Regions from separate parts of the Homo sapiens genome. Here region 1 is linked to region 2. A link is a loop called in an ENCODE intact Hi-C map of the cell type or tissue named here. Cell type or tissue: PC-3. All regions are shown on one strand. Each heading gives the region's core, and the rest is flanking DNA. Links, peaks and the distances in the headings are about the cores only.

The links. Hi-C counts contacts between places; a loop is a spot of excess contacts. Peaks named below come from ENCODE experiments on the same cell type or tissue, not always from the same donor. Only the 100,000 strongest peaks of a DNase experiment are listed, where the experiment ranks them.
Region 1: it touches region 2 in a loop (4-fold over the local background); 6 of 110 quality-filtered maps call a loop at or near these places.

The regions. Positions count from the first base shown.
Region 1 is chr20:10,093,859-10,096,781 of GRCh38, forward strand. All of the region lies in intron 3 of SNAP25-AS1 (SNAP25 antisense RNA 1), which reads right to left. Among named protein-coding and RNA genes, the nearest start is that of ANKEF1, 60 kb to the left of the region's middle. In PC-3, for the core only: a CTCF peak has its summit at 1,104 (motif pointing right); no DNase peak of the experiment used is centred there; H3K27ac peaks cover 40 bases.
Region 2 is chr20:10,038,911-10,041,833 of GRCh38, forward strand. The region is part of intron 3 of ANKEF1 (ankyrin repeat and EF-hand domain containing 1); the gene reads left to right. All of the region lies in intron 3 of SNAP25-AS1 (SNAP25 antisense RNA 1), which reads right to left. Among named protein-coding and RNA genes, the nearest start is that of ANKEF1, 5.4 kb to the left of the region's middle. In PC-3, for the core only: no CTCF peak of the experiment used is centred there; a DNase peak (open chromatin) is centred at 1,441; H3K27ac peaks cover 841 bases.

The DNA of each region.
Region 1 (2,923 bases), core at 105-2,604, 55 kb after region 2:
TTACAGTATAAGGATGTAGAGAGGCGGAAGGTTTGTGGCCATTTTTGCAATCTACGACAGAGAGGTCTTCTTAGTTTAGGAAAGTCTGAGACAAAGATTCCAAAGCAAATGGTTTACTTGGAAAGGAAAGGAAATACCGGTAGGGGAGAGAAAAATGGAGACACAGAGAAGCAGCAGCCAGTAAAGGGTGCAAAGCCAAGTCGGCTGGCGCTCTGGGCAGCTGGAGTATAATTCCACTGGAGAACTCTGGAAGCTGGTGCAGGACACAGGCCTCATCATCATCCTACCTAAAGGAGGACGCCAGGATGTTTATACATCAATCCATGATATGGTTTGGATCTGGGTCCCTGCCCAAAACTCACATTGAATTGCAATCCCCGATGATGGAGATGGATCCTGGATCCTGGTGGGATGTGATGGGATCACAGTGGTGGATTCCTCATGAATGGCTTAGCATCCCCGTGGTGCTGCTCCCATGATAATGAGTGAGTTCTAATGAGATCTAGTTGTTTAAAAGTATATAGCACCTCCCTCACTCCAACTTTCTCTTGCTCCTACTCCTGCCGTGTGAGACATCTTATACCTCCTTCCTCTTCCACCGTGATTGGAAACTTCCTGAGGTGTCCTCAGAAGCAGAAGCCATTATGCTTGCTGTACAGCCCGCAGAACTGTGAATCCATTAAACCTCTTTTCTTTACAAATTACCCAGTCTCAGATATTTCTCAATGCACGAACACACTAATACAATCCGTATCAGTCATTTACTGAGGCTGCTCTCAGAGCACAGAAATTCCCTGTAATTTCAGCCCTCCACTCTGGGCAATGTGGCTTAAGAGGTCAGAGCAAGACCTTGACAAAAAAATAAAAAAAGAAAAGCAGATGCAGCTAGCTTAGCTGGACCGTTGTGCCCTGCAGCGGTTAGACAAAGAGGATAAAAGGGAAGGAGGATATGAGTAGGGCACCACCTACAACATATCCTTCACTGTGATGGTGATTAAAAAGAAAAAAAAAAACTCAAGTTTCAGATTTATGTTATTTTAGTCAAAACATCTTTTTTTCTTTTTTTAAGACTGTTTACTGTATTTTGGATGATGCCTCAGTTCTCTTGCTGGCAGAGGTTGGAACACTAGATGGCATTGTATTAAGTTGTCCTATAGCTCAGGAAAAAAAAAAATGCAAAGGGATGTTCCTAGTTGTCTTTGGAATTTAACAATTATCAGCATGAGTTGAGAGCAAACAACTGTCCCAGCCAAAGTGATGATGGGTCGCTTCAGCTCTACCAAGGCCACCACTCCATCTTGATCTCACACCTTGGCAGCAACATCACAAACCATGGGGGCCAAAGCACAAAGGGAGCAGGCTAAGATAGGAGGCATTTTCTAAAAACTAGGATTCGCAAAACCCATGGGAGGAGAAGCAGTAAGGAGAACGAAGCCTTCTGCCTCAAGAAAGGTCTTTGAGAGGCACAGAAAAATGGACTGCAAGAAAAAAGCAGCAAACTTATAGTAAAGATTTATTCTTACTTTAGTAATAGTAAAGATTTATTCTTTGCTGTAAGTTAGGTGTCTTGGTGTTGCCTGAAAAGAGATACTGCCTTTCTCCCTTGAATGTAAATGAGAGAGAACTCTTGATGTCTTTTACCAACTTAGAGAAAGCCCATACCCAGCCTTCACAAAATGCCATGAGAAAAAGAGGGGTCAGGTGTGGTGGCTCACGCCTGTAATCGCAGCACTTTGGGAGGCCAAAGCGGGCAGATCACCTGAGGAGATCAGGAGTTCAAGACCAGGCTGGCCAACATGGTGAAACCCCGTCTCTGCTAAAAGTATGAAAATAAAAAAAATGAAGAATTTACTCTTGGGGGCAGGAATGGAAATGAGAGTGGCAATAGGATGGGGTTGAAAGTGAGGGTCAAAGGCATTTAACATTTTCTTTAAAATATTTTAAACAAGTGAGATAAAATGTCAACAATGATCAATTCCTCATAATGGATATTAGGTGGATGTCATCTTATTATCTTTATCTTAAATTTCAAAAAAGAAGAGAAAAGAATATGATGTTCTCTTGTAATTAGCAAGGGCTGATAGGGTTCAAGAGGTGACACTGATATGGATCTTGAGTAACTGTTGACAAATACTTCCCTTTACTGAGCTTCCATTTTCTTGTTTATAAACTGAGGATAATGATAGTAGTGATGTCAGGGAATTGTCATAAACCTCGACTAAAATAATGTACTCGGAACAGTGCCTAAAGCAAGGTGGGAACAGTGCCCAAAGCAAGGGGGTCCCTCAAAAAATGCTTGCTTGCCCAGGACCCTCACCAGCCACCACCACCAATGTGAGTACAAGGATTAGTTAGGCTCATCTTTCTCACTGAGTCAAACCATACGATTGGCTGGTTGTCTGGATGTGATTAGAAACAGAAAAATCTTAAATAAAGCCTCATCCTGAATCCTCTCAATCCAGAGACAGAGTTGACCTAAGACCAAAAAAAAAAAAAAAAAATAGAAAATAGTTTTTGGAAATATGGGTGAAGAGACATCTCCTCTTATGGAAAAAGGGATTCTAGAATTTAACAATAAATATTCCCAACTTTCCCCAAGGCTTTAAAATCTACCTTGAAGGAGCAGCTGATGTATTTCTAGAACAGACTTAGGTGTCTTGGTGTGGCCTGTAAAGAGATACTGTCTTTCTCTTTTGAGTGTAAGAGAGAAAGGACAGTCTACTCAATAAAGAGTGCTGGGAAAACTGAATATCCACACACAGAATAATAAAACTAGATCCTATCTCTCACCATATACAAAGATCAACTCAAAACAAATTAAAGACCTAAATGTAAGACAAGAAATTATAAAACTACTAGAAAAAAACACAAGGGAAATGCTTCAGGACATTGGCCTGGGCAAAGATTTTATAAATAAGACCTC
Region 2 (2,923 bases), core at 163-2,662:
AATTTTGAACATTATACACACTGATTATTCATTATAAATTATAAACTCTTCTTTAAAACAAAGATGAAGTAGAGCATTTCTTATTCTTTTTTACATTTTAGAATTTCAGGCAGTACTACACCTAGGACTCCAAAAGGATTTTGACCCCCTCAATAGCAGTCTGATGTAGGAAGGACTTGCACTTGGAAACTTGAAAGGACTAAAGTCAATTCTGGCATAAACTCCAACTTTCTAGGATCATTTAAAAATGTATTTGGAAATACAACTTCAAACTTTAGACATGACCTTTCAACAATGATTCAGATCAAACAACTGCACTTCCACACCGTTAATCCCATCATCTCAAGACCATGGTCTGAGGACTTCTTGCCCAAATAACTTAAGGTTCAGGCAAGAATTGACACAGCCTCATAAAAATAACTGAGATAATTACCAATAAGCTTAATGTAAACTGATAGGTTTGAGCAGTTGTCCTGAGTTTCTGCAGATACAAGGCCATTAACATCAGCTCTGCAATCGAGAAATGAATCTCATTTGATAATGTGAATATTTACTGACAAGAGCAAAATCTACTTTTCTAACTCTCTCCAGACTTGGTGTTTGATATGATTACTTGCTTAGAACAAAAGAGGACAAAGAAAAGGGATAATTACATATTTAATTGTACCACGTAAGAAAATAAACTTCAGATGCATTCAGGGGCCAGATGTACTTTGAAATGCTAAATCCTGAAAAAACGGTATCCTCTCAAAGCTCTATAGTATACCATTTCCCAAAGTGTGTTCCATGGACCACTGAATTGCCAGGATGTTGAGAAGTACTACAGGCAAAATTGGTTCCACGGTCGCATTCATTAGAGACACATTTTAGGCATTTATCTTTCACATTGTTGGCTCAAAAATGGTGACATTTTCCATATTTATTTGACCACAAAATAATTTTTTTTAATGACATCTTATATGCCTGGAGTTTTGTGGACTAACCTTTGGGAAACACTATAATAGAGAAACGTTTAACTTACTGAGTTTGAAACAGATACAAATCACAAAGAAAAAAGAAATTCTATAGTGTAACAATGTAAAAGTGTAAATTTTTTTTAAAAAATCAAGGTAAAATTGGAAACAAGGTCAAGTAAATACTTGCAGCAAATGCAACAGGCATATGGCTAAAGGAAACAAATCTCATGGGCAGAACTGAAACTATAAAAGGAAACAAATGTAAAATCTTGTTTCACACATAAGCTTGTTAGGATGGCTGCCTGCAGCCCTCACTCTGCATAACCCAAGGTAGTGCCCATTGTACAGAGTACATTGTCTCTTCCCACATCAACAAGGCTCACTCAGCTTGCACATCCCTCAGTTTGGCTGCCAGTGGCCAAAGTGCTTTGCTTATTCCACAGTACCCTCTCTGTCATTGACATCCTATTTTCTGGTGACTCATGTTTGACTCACTGTACATCGTTCCTAAAGGATAAGCAAACATTTAAATGGCTAAGTGGGTCTTTAGGATGTGAGACATGCCCTAGGCCTAAGCGGCACTTTCTCTTGGAACAGTTTTACAGAATATGGAGAAGGTAAAGCTCTAAGCCAATACATTCTTTCTTGTATGTTGTCCTAGGGAATTAATTACAATGTGGAATCATTCTCCTTAAAAGTTAAGCTATAATAGTTCCTTATAGCACCCATTCCCATTCCATTGGTTTTTGCATTTACAGGCATGTGTACTCAGTCCTCAATGCCGTATGCCAGTTCTATGATAAGGTACAATATTTTTCAAACTGTTTTCCCTTCAATTTAGGAATGCTGATTCGTGTTCTTTGTGGCTTAAGGAGTCAGCCCAGATACACTTTAACTGTGTGTTGCACATGCCATCATTATGAAATATTCATTTCATAAGTGGCTCTGGGCCTTTTGTAATGAATTCAGCCTCCTCGGGTATTATGCTTAGGTTGTTTTGCTGTTGCTGTTGTTGTTTTGCTCTGTTCCTGCCTTCTATGTCTTGCTCTTTCTTTGACTTTCTCTTTTCAATAATAACCTTGACAATCTTTTCTTTTTTTTTTTAACTGTTCTGAGTAACCCTACTTTAGGTACATCAGTTTATATAAAATATATTTAGGTTTTGATTTTCATATACATTTTATTTTTTATTTTAATGGTGGAATTTATCCAATTTATAGTTATCTAGATTTCCCATAGGGTTGGTTTCAGAAACATCATTTATTTTATATTGTGAAGGCAAAATATATCTAATATATAAAATACATGTGAAAGTATTGTCATATATGGTCCATAGATTTGTTTTACTTTGCTGTATATGTGTGTTTTTCTTTATATGCTTGTAAGTGTATTTTCTAAAATTGATGGGCTTTTTAGTTATTTTAGTTTTTTTATTTTTTTTTAGTTATTTTAATGGTTAACTTGATACTTCATATGCCCTTAAACCTGTTTATTGAGTTAGCATCTTAAACAGTATTCATTGATTCTTTACTCTGTTTAGTAAGATTAGTACAATAGTATAAATTAGATAAGATTAGTACAATAACCCTTCCTCTTACCTCTGCTACTTCCCTTCTACCACTCAATTTTATACTCAATTATAATTACTTAGTTCTTTCAATGATTCCCTTTTAAATAATAAGTACCTTGTACTTTATTTCCTTACCTGCTTTACATAATATCTCAGTCTTAGCCCTAAAAGATGAGAAGATCAAATACTTATACTATTTCTCCTTCCTTCCCTCAAATTTTTGATAAATTATATTATTTTTACATTATTACAAATTGCAATATATTTTTCTCTATCTAAAATTGCTAAGGTGACTTAGCTTTGGTTCTGTGGCTAAAGAGATTCAGTATTTATGACTGTTCTTTTAGTCACATATTCTCTATTGATCTCTTGGAAAACTCACTTTTGCCATCAAGTA